Regions from separate parts of the Mus musculus genome. Here region 2 is linked to region 1. A link is a loop called in an ENCODE intact Hi-C map of the cell type or tissue named here. Cell type or tissue: gastrocnemius. All regions are shown on one strand.

Region 1 (8,000 bases):
TTCTCCTCCATCCATCCTCCCCTTGTCCTCTGAGAAGATGGGGTCACCCCTGAGTAGCCCCCAACCCTGGTGCATCAAATCTCTACCAGATTAGACGCATCCTCTCCCACTGAGGCCAGACAAGGCAGCCCTGTTTGGGACTGGGTACCACAGACAGCTACAGCTTTAGGGTGAGCCTCTGCTCCAGAACAACTTTCTTTCTAATCATCCCTTGTCTTGTACAGTAGCCTGCTTTTCCATGAGATGCCCTTTCCCAATTCACACACACACACACACACACTCGTGCGCGCGCACGGCATCATGGCATCTGGCAGGGCTCGGCTGTCCTGGTTAAATCGGCAGTGAATCTGTGCGGAAGAGTTGGGGAATTGGCACGGTTAGATGTTGTGACAGAGGAGAGGAAAGAGAAGCACGGCGTGAGGGTGACGAGAAGAGAGGTGCAGTGTGGGAAAAGAACACGATGCTTTTCTGTGTCTTCAGTTACTTTGAACTTTAGTTATATGGTATGCAATATAAACCTCCTCCTTGTCTCAGTAAAATCTCCTTCCTCTCCCTTCCAAGAAAACAAACAAAGCATGTGACTCAGGCATCTGGAAATGCTGAACACGCAAACAGAAGCCTTGCTTCAGGACCACGGTTTGGAGCAACCGGAGCACAGAGCACGCCATCGCCATCTCTTGTGCTGTATATTAACTAGCAAGGGCCTCATTATAGAACCGGGCTTGGTGGTGCAAGCCTGTAATCCCAGCACTTGGAGGTTAATACAGGATGATCTCGAATTTTAGGTCTTGGAGCCACCTTAGCAAGACCATGCTTCAACCCTCTCTTTAAAAACAAAACAAGCCGGGCAGTGGTGGCGCACGCCTTTAATCCCAGCACTTGGGAGGCAGAGGCAGGCAGATCTCTGAGTTTGAGACAAGCCTGGTCTACAGAGTGAGTTCCAGGACAGCCAGGGCTACACAGAGAAACCCTGTCTCGGAAAAAAAAAAAAAAAAAAAAACACAAAACAAACAAACAAAACAAGACAAAGAAAAAAACTGAGGAGTTCAAATTTCAGGCAGTCCCAGGTCATAAATATTTGTTGAAATATTTCACTGTTCCTCCCTGTTTTTTGTTTTGTTTTGTTTTTAAAATCCAAGTTTGTATTTTTGTTAACCTGCTTTCCCCACAACTCAGCAGCATGCTGGTCACACATTCTCAACACTGGATTTGTGGGCTGATGGCCTGTGGATCCAGAGGAGGCTGTGTCTCCCGGGATTTTTCAGTCCCAAAGCCTGCCCCCGTCTGGATTGGGTTTCTTGAGCTGAGGTCCATGGCTAGAGTGAAGAATGTGTTTGTGCTGTTTCTTTTGTTTTTATTAGGGTACCAGAGCCTCTCGTGAAGAACATAACTTGGCAGACACTGCAGGCTGTAAATTTCTGCCATAAACATAACGTAAGTGTCCCGACCCCCTTTGAACACCCAGGTGGCTTCTTCTCTTGAGCCAAAACCGAGCCTTATTCAAAGTTCATACCCCACCTTTGTGGGTATACGTTTTTTTCCATGAAAATCTTCCTAAGCCTGGGGGCGGAGGGGAGTAAGGAACTTAAAGATGGCAGATCTTATGGAAACATACATTATAAAAATCATTTTAAAAAAACTAGTCGTTTTTTGTTTTTGGTTTTTGTTTTTAATTTGTAAAATGTGAGGAAGAAGGAACCCCATTTACTTAGAGAGTCTGTATTATTGGATTGGTTTCCCCAAAAGACTTTGAACTGGAAGAGGTAACTCCAGATGCTTGCTGCAGTTACAATGGGTGGAGTCCTAGGCGCCAAGTCCTAGTGTCTGCCCTGGTGAGATAGGAGTGTTAAATGGGCGTCTGGTCCTTTTTGCCACAGCTGGACTGGGGGGAGGGCGGGGGGCCGGGTGCGGGGGGGGGGGTGCGGGGGGAGCCACTGTAGGAGACTGCCCATGTGACATGGCTTCATAGATGCTGAAAAATCTGCTCTCCTCTCTCACCCCACACAGAGCTGCCCCCTTTCTACACATGGAAGCCAGCTTCCTGGGCTGGCTCCCAGTTGTGTGGTCAAGTACTCAGAATGAATGAGCCCTTGAGTTTGATTCCCAGTACTGCGATCAATCAACCAACCAATTAATCAATATAGCAGAAAAGAAAAAGGTGTGTGTGTGGGGGGGTGGAATCAGAGTCCAACCACTAAAAACACTCAAAATCCCAGAAGGGAATTTTAGAGTTTCACTGGACTCCAGTTATTGGTCACCCAGGCCCGAGGGGTTAAATCCCCTCTGAGCTTGCCCCAAGTAAGTTTTCCTGAAGCTGCTTACAAGGAGAAAACACGGGAACAGTCATTATTTTGGCTTTCATTATCGGAAGCCTAGAATCCTTATCAGAGCTGGAGTGTCGCTCCATGGTTAGACCTCTTGCCTTGCCTGCATGAAGCCTTGGGTTTGACTCCTTACAGTGAAAACAGTCATTTTAAGGCAGGACGAGTGGATGCTAGACGCTTTGATCGGTGATTAGCACTTTCCCAACAAACAAGTTTCAGCATAAGGGTGGCAGGACAGATAGTGGGGCTGGAGGATACAGAGGGAAGGGGAGAGGAGGGGGCAGAAAGAACGAGAAAGCTCGCCAGCCAGCCCTGGTGGGGGAGATCTGAGGAAAGTGAAGATAAATACAGTGCATACCACAGCTCTCTGGAGAGCCGCAGACGCTGCTGGGCTCCACGTGCTGGGGGGGGGGGGGGCTGATGGGGGGAGGGTGCTGAGCTTGGAAAGAATTCCCAAACAAAGGGGGGGGGGGTGGAGCACATTCTTGTTTCTGAGTCCTTCTGCCCATATGTCATCACGACATTCATGGAAGGACCTATTTATAGCAAAATGCAAAATGGCTGGTGAAAGACTTCAGAGCCCAGGGCCATCGATTACTGAGAACCAGATAGGTAGGTTATAAGGTAATTTATCCACCCCACCCCGCCTCCATTTTTTTTTTCCAGAATAATAATGCTGATGGGAAACACTAACGTTGCTCTCTCGCCCTAAAAGTCCCTTGGAGTGGGAATTGCTGCGCCCACGAAGAGCCTCTGTCCTCTTTCCGGATTCTGGGGTCAAGGAACCCTCAAGAGTTGCAGGCTCCAGGCCAACAGTCACTGGGGCGGCAGAAAGACCCAGCGTTTCCCAGCAGAGAGGAAAACCCTTGGGAAAAGGGAGGGGTCACAAAGAACCCGGAGTAATATTTTGTCCCAACTCAATTTTAAATGTTAACCGTTGATTAAAAGTTGTTGACTTAAGAGATTTTATTTATTTATTTATTTATTTATTTATCTGTCTATCTATCAAAGACATTGTCATTTAATAAGAAAGTCCCGTGGGAGTCCTCAAGCGCTCCTCTTGGTAGTGGCTTCACCCTCTTAAAGAATGTAGCTTGATACCAGCGGGTGAGGCAGGATGCAAGAGTCTCCCGCTGGGCTCCTCTGTGCTGTGGGACAGAGCTGACACCTAGCGACCACGACGCACCCCGGACGGCGAGGCCGCAGCCAGCTCTTGTTTATCTTGTCAGGACAAATGTCAGAGCTGGAAGGGCGATCTTTTGGCAGGCACACGAGCTTCCAGCCCTCTCTCTCCCAGCTTATCTCAGCAGGCCCAGGGCTTGTCTTGTTTACCGAGCGAGCAAGCCGCCTTCCAGTGAACCGGGCTTCTGCTCCAATCTGTCTGTCGTTCTTGCCACAGGCTGAAGCCTCAAAGCCTTTCGGTCCTTTCCCCCTTCATAGACAGCAGGCAGGTTAGGGGTGATGCCTAGTTAAATATAAAGTTCCTTTTTCTAATGCAGACTGTTTGAGATATACTTAACATTTTAGTTGGGTTGGAGGTGGAGGTCAGGTGGCGTGCTCGGCTAAGGTTCTGGACTGATGCCCAGCACTGAAAAAAAAAGTCGTTTATCTGAAATCCAAACGTAACTAGGTATCTCACGTGTTTTTATTTGCTGAGTCTGGCTCTTGACAGTCATTTTTCCTATCACACTTCTTGGTTTTTGTGGCCACTCAAGAATTTGAAATGATTCTGTCTGTAGGTATGGAACTAGGTTTATTTTAGTCTGCTGTTTTAGTATCCAACAGGTCAATGGCAGATTAAACTGATATATCCAATATCTGCTAAATATTCCAGCCCTTTACTCGTGGCAGATATTAGAGTTGCACCTTCATGACATTTTGTTTTGTTTGTTTGTTTGTTTCTAACCAGTGCATACACAGAGACGTGAAGCCGGAAAATATTCTCATCACCAAACAGTCAGCCATTAAGCTCTGTGACTTTGGGTTCGCACGGCTTCTCAGTGAGTACCCACGGCTTCTTCAATGTAAAAGGAACATTCTTGCTGGGACAGCTGGTTTCCATACTACAGAAAGCTGGTTCTTGTATTCTGCCCCGGGAATAATCTTGCAACAAATTACGGTTCCTGCCAAATCTTGTAATGAAATATAACTTGAAAAATGTATAAATACACAACAATTTAGATATGTATGCTATATGTAAATTGTAGCACAAAAGTTATTATAAAGCCTGCTAATCTCCTGCCTTCTCCAACCCCCCAAACAATACTTACCAGAATTAATACTTCAGATGAATGCCTTTTAATCTTGGCTATAGATTAACACCCAAGGAACTTTTAAAAAGTATGCGGGTAGCCTTGGGCCCTCTCCAAGTGTTCGGATTAATTGGGCCGGGAGGAAGCCCAAGTATCAGTAATTTAAAACATCCTACAGCCAAGTGATGACAACCAGCAGCTAGCACTGAGAATGGTGATTCGGAAAAGCTTCATTTCTTAGGTTTTTCCCTGCTCAGTTTTGACTCCGGGCTTCCACTGATCTGTTTTCCACGTTTCTGCACCGGCCAGCTGGACCAGGTGACTACTACACGGACTACGTGGCCACCCGGTGGTACCGCTCACCCGAGCTGCTAGTGGGAGACACGCAGTATGGTCCCCCTGTAGATGTCTGGGCAATTGGCTGTGTGTTTGCTGAGTTACTGTCCGGAGTGCCTCTATGGCCAGGAAAATCTGACGTGGATCAGCTCTACCTGATAAGGAAAACCCTGGGTAAGTGGTTTCCGCTGACTTTGAGAGAACCTGCTCGCTTCTCCCACACCCCCTGCTTACCTGACACCTTTAGGAAACAGACATTTCTCAGCCTCGCTGAAATGGCTCCATTAAAAGTGTCTATGGTTTGTTCAAATGACAAGACTTAATGATTACTGGGAATTTACTAATTGTCCAGGATATATAGACTAATCTCTTAAGCTTAGGTCAGATCCTCTTAACTTCTAAATGTGTTAAGCCTGGCAACAGAACTACTGCAAGGACTTAGCTGGTCACAGGCGGCTTCCATGTTACAAGCTGAACATCCCTCATCCAGACGGCTTGGGACTCTAGTGTTTGTGACATTAGAGGTTTCAATGTGGTATGTAAGGGAAGGGACCCGAGTCTAAACAGAAAATTCATTTATGTTTCATTTCATTTCTTCCCATATCCTAAAGGCTGGTTATATGATCGTTCTAGCGTGCCCGCATTTGACCATGACACTTGGAGTCGAGTGTAGCATCTCCTACTTGTAGGATCATGTTGGCACTCAGTCTCAGAATTTTTAATGAGGGATGCTAAGCCTGCATTAGGATGAGGTGATTCATCCAGATGTCCTTACTGCAGCCTGCCTGACAAGTTTTGGATTATTCAGATTACCGTAGAGGAAGAACCTCAGCCTTCTAAGTGTCGAGAAGAAAGTCTTGTTCACCGTGCCCCCCTCCTACAATTAAGGGCAATGGGAAGGACAGAAGAGAAAAGGGAGGAGGGTACAGTAAAAGAGATCCATAACTAGTGGTTGCTGTTTTCAGAATCCAGGAGTTAGATTCTACTCTGCTAAGGAACGCCATTTAAAGCACTCTTTCTCTGCTCCATAACTCTTGTATTACCAGCAATCACCATAGAGCTTTGTCTTCCCAAAGTACTGAAGGCCACCTGAGGGTGAGACTGTATTTCCATTTGTTTGTTTGTTGAGACAGGGTTTCTCTGTGTAGCCCTGGATGTCCTGGAACTCCTTCTGTAGACTAGGCTGGTCTTGAACTCAAATTCCACCTGCCTCTGCCTCCCGAGTGCTGGAATTAAAGGTGTGCGTCACCAGGGTCCGGTGGTGTTTCCTGTTTTTATCGTCTCCACCAATGTCTTGCACATTGGAGCCTCCTTGGAGCTCACGCAGGGTCACTCAGCCTTCCTTGGCTGTTCCGTCCAGTGGCTTTAGGGCACTCTCCTGCCGCTCCAGCCCTAGTGGGGAGGCTTTGACAGCTCGGGGACATATGTCTCTACTGTGTGTGTGTATCTGTAATTCATTTTTAAAGCTAGGGGCTAAGGGGCTTCATTACAGTGTTTTCAGACATAGGAATCAACACCCTAGAGGCTGTGTTTTTGCTTGCTTATCCAAACTAGAGCAAGGTTCTGGATTTGAGTGAGAGGTAAAGTTCTGAACCGAGTAGCACTGGTCACTCAAGACGATCTAGTCAGAGGCTAGAGCCTCAGTACCACAGGGCCCTGGCTGCAGGCCTCTGCTTCTGTCAGGCCTCTGCTTCTGTCAGGCCTCTGCTTCTGTCAGGCCTCTGCTTCTGTCAGGCCTCTGCTTCTGTCAGGCCTCTGCTTCTGTCAGGCCTCTGCTTCTGTCAGGCCTCTGCTTCTGTCAGGCCTCTGCTTCTCTCAGGCCTCTGCTTCTCTCAGGCCTCTGCTTCTCTCAGGCCTCTGCTTCTCTCAGGCCTCTGCTTCTCTCAGGCCTCTGCTTCTCTCAGGCCTCTGCTTCTCTCAGGCCTCTGCTTCTCTGCTCTAGAAAGTGGCCACTTGTGGCCCAGAGAAGCAGTTTCCTGAACCAGTCTTTCCTAGTGATACCCCTAGGACTTTACATGAGGCCACCATCAGCTCATTCGGCTGCCATTGCTACAGAATGAGCTGCATTGGACAGGAACCTCTTTCAGAGTTTCACAGGGTAAGCGCCCCTAAACCTTAGACGACAACGTTTCTGAGATCAGCAGCAACACGGGAAAAGACGATTCCAATTTGGAAATGGACTCCTCAGAGACAGAGGACCTTCCTGTTAGCTCCTTTGGTTTGGAGTCATCAAATACCCTGACGCTCTCAGTTTCTGTGCCTGACACGAGGCACTGTCCCTGAAGAACTCAGTGTAGGCTGTGCTGTGTGGATGCTTCCCCTCTAGGCACAGGTCCACGAGGCTGTGGAGGGAAAGCACAGCCCCGTGTTTCCTACGCTACCCCACTCACTTCTGTCTCTTCTTGTCCAAAGGGGACCTCATTCCCAGGCACCAGCAAGTATTTAGCATGAATCAATACTTCAGTGGGGTGAAAATTCCAGACCCTGAAGACATGGTGAGTGACTCATTTTGGAGGTGGCTCATTAGATCAGGCTAGTTGGGTTTTGGTAGTTACTCACATATGAGGCCATGGCTCAGTCTAATCGTGATGAAGAAAATTGGAGCAAGCTGGTGCTGAGCGAGATCCTTCCTGGCCTCAGTTCAAACTTAGGAGTCCCTGGGAACAGAGGTTAGCCAGCCTGTGGGACAGGAAAGCAGGACTGCCCTGGTCACACCAGTCCTTAATCGTTGTCAACTGAACATAGATCGCTCAGAGCCAATCAACTTTCAAGCAAGCCCAAACATTGGCTCACCCGTGCAAGCAGCTCCCTTCCCCCAGCAGTGGCCAAATTTTCTCTTCTCCTGTCAACTCGCTTTCCAGAATATGGAGCAACACCACCACGGTCCCATTCTGCTGCCTCTCCTCCTGTATGGTCAATGTGGGGGAGACGCTCCTTTATGAAGGACGGAGAGAATCTAAATGCTCATCTCCCCAACCCACTTTGAACAATGTGTCCCAATGAAACCATTAGACAAGGGTATAGAGGTATAGTGTTTACATTATTGCCTTTAGTATTCAGGAAGAGGTTAAGTTGAAGTATATCTGTG
Region 2 (8,000 bases), 66 kb before region 1:
GGGTTTTGAACAATAACTCCTTTATATAATTACATTTTAAAAATAATTTCATTGGCTCTGTTCAGGTTTTGAAGTTTATTAATTTTCTTTAGAAGGAGGAGATAGAAAGTACATTACAAAGGTGATTTTATGTGAAATAATATACTTTAATAGATGCGAGAAAGAAATAGGGTTTTACTCATTTGGAATAGTATCTGACTGCATAGAAGGAGATACAAAGTTTATTTGTCATCACCATTTATTACTATAATTTGATATTTCAATCCAACTGTTCTTCATTAAGTCATCATCTTTGTCAGTTTCTACTTGTTAAATATATGGCAACTGCTTACATAATTTTATTGGTTATAAAAGTTTTATGATTTCGGGTTGGGACACATTTTAAAACCCTCATGTTAAATTCATAGTTGTGCTGGGCAGTGACTCACTTGGGTTCCTTGCTGAAGGTCACTGTGACCTTTTAAAGAGCACTTTTTACCCTCTCATCATCAGCCGAGGGTCAACACTTACCCTGAAGACAGCCTCCCAGATGAAGAAAAATCATCAACCATCAAACGTTGCCCTGATCTGGAGGCGAGAGCACCTCAGGTCCTCAGAAGACAGAGTAGCCCAAGTTGTGTTCCTGTGGCGGAGACATCCTCCTCTATAGGTAACGACCAGCATCCCAGCATTCCTGGAGTACACCGCATCCCAGATCCTGTGACCTAGAGAGTCAGGCAGATGGGATGGAAAGCCATTCTCTTCCTGGATCTAAGACTATCTCTTTTCTTCAGTCAGTCCTTTTGCAGTTCAGACCTTCATTTCTATGTTTTAATTATGCACAAGTGGACTGTAAAAGATTCAGACCATTTCCACCTCACTCAGCCACTTAGTACATATAGGATTCAGAGGAAGAACCCATGTTCTTCCCTCTGGGAGCTTAGAAGCTTGACAGAAGTTATGCCCATATACATATAACATTATAAAAGGTGACTGTGTGTGCTAATGCTTGCCTGTCACCCAGTACTCCAGGGACAGAGACCAGCCTAAACAACATAGTAAGTAAGACAGGTCTCTGTAATTAATTAAAAAAATTAATATGATGTAGGGAAGAAAGGAACGGCGGGTGTGTGGTGTTTCCTAAAACAATAACTGTACTTAGCAGAGCCCTGACATTTCTGTGAGAGGTGAGGATAGAGAATGGGTTATCCGGAGAGTGCTAAAGAGTTTGAGGAGCTTACAGGAGGGAGTGCTGTAATGTCTGCTGTGCTTAGGCACAATCCTGGAGAATAAGGATTGAGCAAATACACTATCATCTGAACCACGTTTGAAGCAGTCCAACGTGCTGAAAGACTGGTATCTGAGGGAGGACTGAGCGTGTAGATTGGTTTCTGTTGGGAAAGATGTCAAGTACCACTGTCAGTAGGATAGATGTTCTTTGTGCTCACAATGTGTTTGTCATAACTGAAGAGCCTCACTAAGGATGCAGTGAGGACAGCACTGGGGATAAATTAACTCATCTGACAGAAACCACCGTGCTCCCACACTCACCCCAAAGGAAGGGAAATAATGGGGCAAAGAAAAGTTATTTTTCACAGAATGTTCTTTGTGTGCTCATTCAACTTTAACGGTGGTTCCCTTAGGAAATGGTGATGGTATTTCAAAACTGATCAGTGAAAATACAGAGGGATCCGCACAAGCTCCGCAGTTACCTCGGAAAAAGGACAAGCGGGACTTCCCCGTGAGTACAGCGGCTGCTCAGACATTACTTACAACTCGTAGCAAGGATAAGAACCCAAGTAACTAAGGTTGAGCATGGTGGTGTGAGCTCCAAAGTTTGCAGTCATGGAGAAAACACAAGTACTCTGTTTCTTTTATATGTATAAAGAGATGGCTCAGCTGATGAGAGCACTAGTTGCTTTTCCAGAGGACCTGGGTTCGATTCCCATACCCACCATGTGACAGCTCTCACCCATTTCAGTCCCAGGGGATCTGACACCTTCTTCAGGCCTCCATGGGCACCAGGCACACACGTGGTGCACATATAGGTACACACACACACACACACACACACACACACACACACAAGCAAAACATCCATATACATAATCTAAAAATAATTTTAAATCAAGTATTATATATATAATAACTGAAATAGTAAGTAGCTTACATTTTATTTTAAACCTAAGCTTTCTTACAGTATTAAAAATTACCAAAAAAAAAAATTACTTAATTTTTTTTCCCACAGAAACCAACCATCAATGGCCTTCCACCCACCCCAAAAGTACTGGTAAGGACTGTTTTCATGAGACCTATTTGCTGATCTTTTTTTTTTTTTTTTAATCTCTTTAGAAACAGTAGAAGTAGATTTCCTGTCAAGTACATTCAGCCACTAAAAGAATTTTATAAATATAAAGTTGGAAGATAGATATGAGTGTACTGTAGTCTGATCACATACCCCAATTTGAGTGCAGTGGTTAAAATTTAGAGGCCAAGTTGGATGTAATAGCAGGTCTGTATATAATCTTAGCATTCTGTAATGCTAAGGCAGAAAGATGATAGATTCAAAGTCAGCCTGGCCCACACAGTGAGTTCCAGATGACATCTGAGTAGTCAGATATCAAAGGAGGAGGAGGCAGAGCATAAGGTCAGGGGCGGAGAGAGGCAGGAGTGAGGAGGGGCAGAGAGAGAAGAAAAAGCAAGAACAAAAAGAAAAACAAACTTGAGAATTTATAAATTCTGGCTGTGGGTTCTCAGATTAGCATCCAAACACCAGCTTCATTTTAATTTGACGGTAATGCTGGGCCTTCTTCCTTATGTGGCAAATAAATGTCTTTCTGCCTGAAGCCGTTCTCTCATCGAGCTGTGCACAATAGAAAACAAAAGGAAGCTTGGGTTCGCACTTACTCTGTCATCTTATGGCGCGATGTGTCTGTGAGATGTTCTCCTAATCATGTCAACAGGATGCTTCATGAGTCAGGCTCTGAGTCAGTTCATACCTAGGATATAAGCTCGGTCTTTTGTCTGTTGCCTGCATTGTAGAATTACACTGCAGTTCTTACCACTGCAGTGATGCTGAAGGAATCAAATATGATTCCACTTTAGTAAAGTTAGTCCTGAAGTAATAACCTAAAGTTCATGCAGCTCGTTAAGTATGTAGATGTTTGGTAAACTTGACACGTTGACTCTAAAATGGAGAGAAAGGGAAGACCATGACTTTTGGGAGAAAAAATTTAACTGTGTTAAAAAGTTGTATTTTGTATTGAGGTAAAACCACAAATTTTCTTCAAAGAATTTGGCATTGCATGATTTTCTAGAAATATGAAAATTACATAATGAAATAAGCCATCTTTCTTTCTTTATAAAGATGGGAGCATGTTTTTCAAAAGTATTTGATGGCTGCCCTTTGAAAATTAATTGTGCAACATCCTGGATACACCCTGATACAAAAGGTATGATTTCTGAATTATATATATGTGTATATACCTCCTGTAAAATATTTATTGTAGGGAAGATCTTTATAATTAGTGAATTGAAGTTGTTAACTTTAAAATTATGGTATAGGAACCCATGACAAGCTAATTACTTAGGTAGGCTTCTGTTGAAGACCATTAAAGTTGAACAGTGTCTAGGAACTGTCCTGTGAGGAAGCTAACAAGCTGTCACAGCCATTGTTTTTAAGGACATTGAAGTCCACAGGCGGGGGACGGTGTTGTCTCAGTCTCAGTGCTCTGTGCTGTATAAAACTTGTTAGCAACAAAAGAAACTAAAATATTTAGGAGTTAAAGGGATTTTGTGCTCGTAGCTTGGCTTGGGGGCACAACTGGGCACGCATAGGGAAGATGTAATTCTAGCCTAGTCTGTGGTAGACTGGGACAATATCACAAACAACAACAAAAAAAAAATCAGGAAACTTATTGATATTTCTGTTTCACCGCCTCCACCATTTTAGTTTCTCCAATCTAACATTCAGTTTAAAATTCCACATCAGTCCTGTTGGATTGATTCATGTGTTCGTGTTCGGAAGATGTATCTGTCACTGTGACTCATTCTGACACTTTGATCTTCCCAGGATTTGTAGGGAATGTCGGTGGCTGTGTCCTTCAGCATGGGGACAGTCCCTCACTTCCCTTTCTGTTTCATACTTACTTTCCTCAGAGGACTCCTCTCGCAGAAACTCTGCTTCTTTCTAGCAGTAATATTTAGAAACCAACATCTGAACAAGAAATATGTTCGTTACTTGTGCTATGTCATGGATTATATTTGCATTTTTGAGTATTTGGTATTTTGACTTGCAGAAATGCACCACTCTAACAACAGTTTAAAATTCAGTTGAGAGGTAGCATGACAGTGAAGTCTTACACAGCATAGATTTACATTTTAAAACATGGGAGAGAAACATGGGGGCATAAATGTTAGAAAATTATTGTGAATGTGTAGCCAACTCATGCTAAATATCACTACATATAGCCCTTATCTGAGTAAACAATTTCAAAAATGATAATAAAGTCTGGTAACTTGCTATTATAGATCAGTATATTATTTTTGGAACTGAAGATGGTATTTACACATTGAATCTCAATGAGCTACATGAAGCAACTATGGAACAGGTAATAAGAATTTTTTTTTAAGATCAAAGATTTATTTATTTATCATATATGAATACATTGTGGTTGTCTTCAGACACACCAGAAGAGGGCATCAGATCTCATTACAGATGGCTGTGAGCCACCATGTAGTTGCTGGGATTTGAACTCAGGACCTCTGGAAGAGCAGTCAGTGCTCTTAACCACTGAGCCATTTCTCCAGTCCCAAGAATTTTAACTTAAAGAATTAGTTTGAGCAAATTGGACAAAAGTATCATAGTTTGAAATCTGTTTGTATGATCTCTAGTCTTAATTTTTATGGTTTAAATATTTAAAGGGGTAAGATGGTACTGTCTTCATGTCGGTGTTGATTTTGTTTTCACAAAGAAAGGATTTTATACCACTTGTTTTGTTTTGCGTGGTGCTGGGGATCAAGCCCAGGGCCCTGTGCATGGGAGGAAGCCCGTGCTCTGGCTCTGAGTCCCGTCCCCAGTGACACCTTCACTGTCGGGGTCTGGGGGCCAGGGTAAGAGGGGAGTGCATGCCTTACTGTTACAGTAATCTGCTTCTTCTTCCTTTCAGTTATTTCCACGGAAATGTACGTGGCTCTACGTCATCAATAATACACTGATGTCATTATCAGGTATGCATGATGGTGAAAACCATAGGCAAGCAAAGAAATGTAATTTTAGTGTAGACTGTATGACTATGCCGTTTGTTGTTTGAAAAAGGATTGGGTCTTCTGTGAGGGCTACATTTCCCAGCCCCCTTCCTGCATCTGGACACAGAGGGAGGGGAAGATGATGATCTGCTGAGCCCATTTCCTTCCACAACTTCTAACATTGCTGGCTGCACTTTGTTTGCCTTCCTTTGAGTGTTAGCAGTGCAGCTGGAGGAAGCAGAGGGTCAAGCTACCTCCTTTCTCCATGAACTCTAGCAAATAACCCATTCTTAGCCTCAATTTTCTTAATTATCAAAACAGAACAGTGACATTAAAAACAAAAAACAACAACAAAAGTCTCATGAGGTTGTTGTGAGGATTAAGTAAAATAACATTGCAGTGCTAAATTATAAAGTCTTATACAAGTGTCGTTCTGGATCAATATAAAGTACCTTAGACTGGACCTTCTCACCCAGGGGTCTGAGGTGATAGATAGCTCAGTCTGTAGAGTGCTTTACAGCAAGCATGAGGGCCTGTGTTCTGTCCCCAGCATCCATGCAAAGAGCCAGGTGTGATGCACACTTATAATTCCAGTAGTAGGGAGGCAGACGCAGGAGGCTCCTTGGGCTCACTAACCAGCAAACCTAGCCTGGGAGGTGAGTTCCAGACCAGGAAGAGAACCTATCTCATAAACAAGAGAGACATTGACTAAAGAACAGCATTCAGTATTGATCTCTAGCCTACTCAACACATGGGTCATACACGCCAGCACTCACACACACATACACACACACAAGCACGCAAAGCTTATCTAAACAAGGTGATTCATTCCAGAACAACCTGTTCTGATTTTAGCATTGTCAGGTTTTTTGGTAGCTGGTGGTAATGAAAGTATCAGATATGTTACCATACCTTTAGACTTTTGTCTTGTAGTTCTTATCCAGTGTCTTAGTTGCTGTTCTGTTGCTGTGAAGAGACACCATCACCAAAATAACTCTTATAAAAAGAAAACAATCAACTGGGGTCTTCCTTACAGTTTCAGAGGTTTAGTTGATTATCATCACAGCAGGGAGCAAGGCAGCATGCAGGAAGGTACCAGATCAGTAGCTGAGGGCTACATCTAGGAGACTAGAGCTGGCATGGGTAATAAGGCCAAACTGACTAATCCTTCTAATCCTTTCAAATACTGTCGCTCCCTAATGACTAAGCTTTCACATACATGAGTCTATGGGACCCATTTTTAGTCAAACCACCACACCCACCAAACAATATTTTCTTACCCATTAGTCTTACAAAGCTACCTGGAGGCTAACTGATTGATTTGATTTGTAGTACAAGATGTCTAATTATTATTTCTTCAGGAATCTGCATTTGAGCTATAACAATGTCTATGAAAAATACAATCTTGTGTATAAATGTCTTATAAGAAACAGAGATCCTAGCCGGGTGTGGTGGCACACGCCTTTAATCCCAGCACTTGGGAGGCAGAAGCAGGCAGATTTCTGAGGCTAGCCTGGTCTACAAAGTGAATTCCAGGACAGCTAGGGCTACACAGAGAAACCCTGCCTCAGAAAAAAAAAAAAGAAAGAAAAGAAACAGAGATCCTATAAAGTAATGGTTCTCAACCTTCCCAATGCTGTGACCCTTTTTATATAGTATCTTAGTTAGGCTTTATTTCTGTGAAGAGACACCATGTCCAAAGTAACTCTTATAAAGGCTAACATTTAATTGGGGCTAGATTACAGTTTCAGAGGTTCAGTCCATTATCATCATGGAGGGAAGCATGGCAGCATCCAGGCAGACACGGTGCTAGAGGAGCCATGAGGTCTGTGTCTTGATCAGAAGGCAGCTACAAGGAGACTGGATGCCAGAAGGATGCTCACTTCCACACTAGGTGTAGCTTAAGCTTCTATATGAGACCTCTGAGCCCACCTCCACAGTGACACACGTCCCCCAACAAGACCATACCTCCTAATAGTGCCACTCCCTATGGGCCAAGCATTCACACAAGTGAATCGGTGGGGGCCATACCTATTCTAACTACCACATACTGTTCCTCGTATTGTGACCTTGAACCATAAATTATTTTTGTTGCTACATAATAACTATGATTTTGCTTAGTTATAATGTAAATACCTGTGTTTCCCAATGGTTTTAGGTGGCCCCTGTGAAAGGGTCATTCTATCCCCTAAAGGGGTTGTGACCCACCCGTTGAGAACTGCTGCTCTTAAGAGTACTTAATCTCTTTGGTTTTAATTATGATTAGCCTGTCATTTTTTATTTTATTTTTATTTTATTCATATATTACTCTTGTGAAAAGCAATAAACCCAATTCTACTTGAGTGACTTCTAAATGTTTTTGCCAGACTTAATTCACTTTATTTTTCTTACATAAAAACCCACATAGAGCCAGGGCAGGAGCCTGGGTCCTCTGAACCGGAGTGTGTATGTGTTTTCACAGATGGTCAGGGAAATCCTGAAAGAGAAACATGGTGAGCACAGTCTCTTTCCAGCTCTGGGGCCAAGTAGCTATAGATCTTGGAGAAGACATCAGAGGTGAAGTTGCCCAGGGTGGAGTGCAGCAGTCACCAATACCCCGGAACAACATCAGCTTCTCAGGCACTGCAGCAGGGATGGGGTGCAGCAGCACAGAGCCTCAGGAGCCTCTCACAGTGCACGAGATGCTGTGGGGCTTGCCTGTCTTCCCCCAAGTGCTCTCTGGACAGGGAGAGTGTGAAAACCAAGATGTTGTCCCCTCAGACGGCAGTGGCCTC

The links. Peaks named below come from ENCODE experiments on the same cell type or tissue, not always from the same donor. Only the 100,000 strongest peaks of a DNase experiment are listed, where the experiment ranks them.
Region 2: it touches region 1 in a loop (2.1-fold over the local background); 8 of 42 quality-filtered maps call a loop at or near these places.

The regions. Positions count from the first base shown.
Region 1 is chr12:69,753,532-69,761,531 of GRCm38, reverse strand. It overlaps Cdkl1 (cyclin-dependent kinase-like 1 (CDC2-related kinase)), which reads left to right. Exons shown (of 10, transcript NM_183294.2): 4 at 1,362-1,434; 5 at 4,234-4,324; 6 at 4,886-5,086; 7 at 7,325-7,407. Among named protein-coding and RNA genes, the nearest start is that of Mir681, 6.4 kb to the left of the region's middle. RefSeq lists an enhancer at 2,270-4,123. In gastrocnemius, no CTCF peak of the experiment used is centred here; DNase peaks (open chromatin) are centred at 2,650, 3,137, 3,524, 4,943 and 1 more place; H3K4me3 peaks cover 2,212 bases; H3K27ac peaks cover 2,222 bases.
Region 2 is chr12:69,820,011-69,828,010 of GRCm38, reverse strand. Map4k5 (mitogen-activated protein kinase kinase kinase kinase 5) reads left to right here. Exons shown (of 32, transcript NM_201519.2): 17 at 493-649; 18 at 1,623-1,720; 19 at 2,228-2,269; 20 at 3,347-3,431; 21 at 4,510-4,589; 22 at 5,148-5,208. It overlaps 4930512B01Rik (RIKEN cDNA 4930512B01 gene), which reads right to left. Exons shown (of 8, transcript NR_033573.1): 3 at 6,139-6,192; 4 at 2,887-3,166; 5 at 511-704. It also overlaps the pseudogene Gm18030. Among named protein-coding and RNA genes, the nearest start is that of 4931403G20Rik, 20 kb to the left of the region's middle. In gastrocnemius, a CTCF peak has its summit at 4,646 (motif pointing right); no DNase peak of the experiment used is centred here.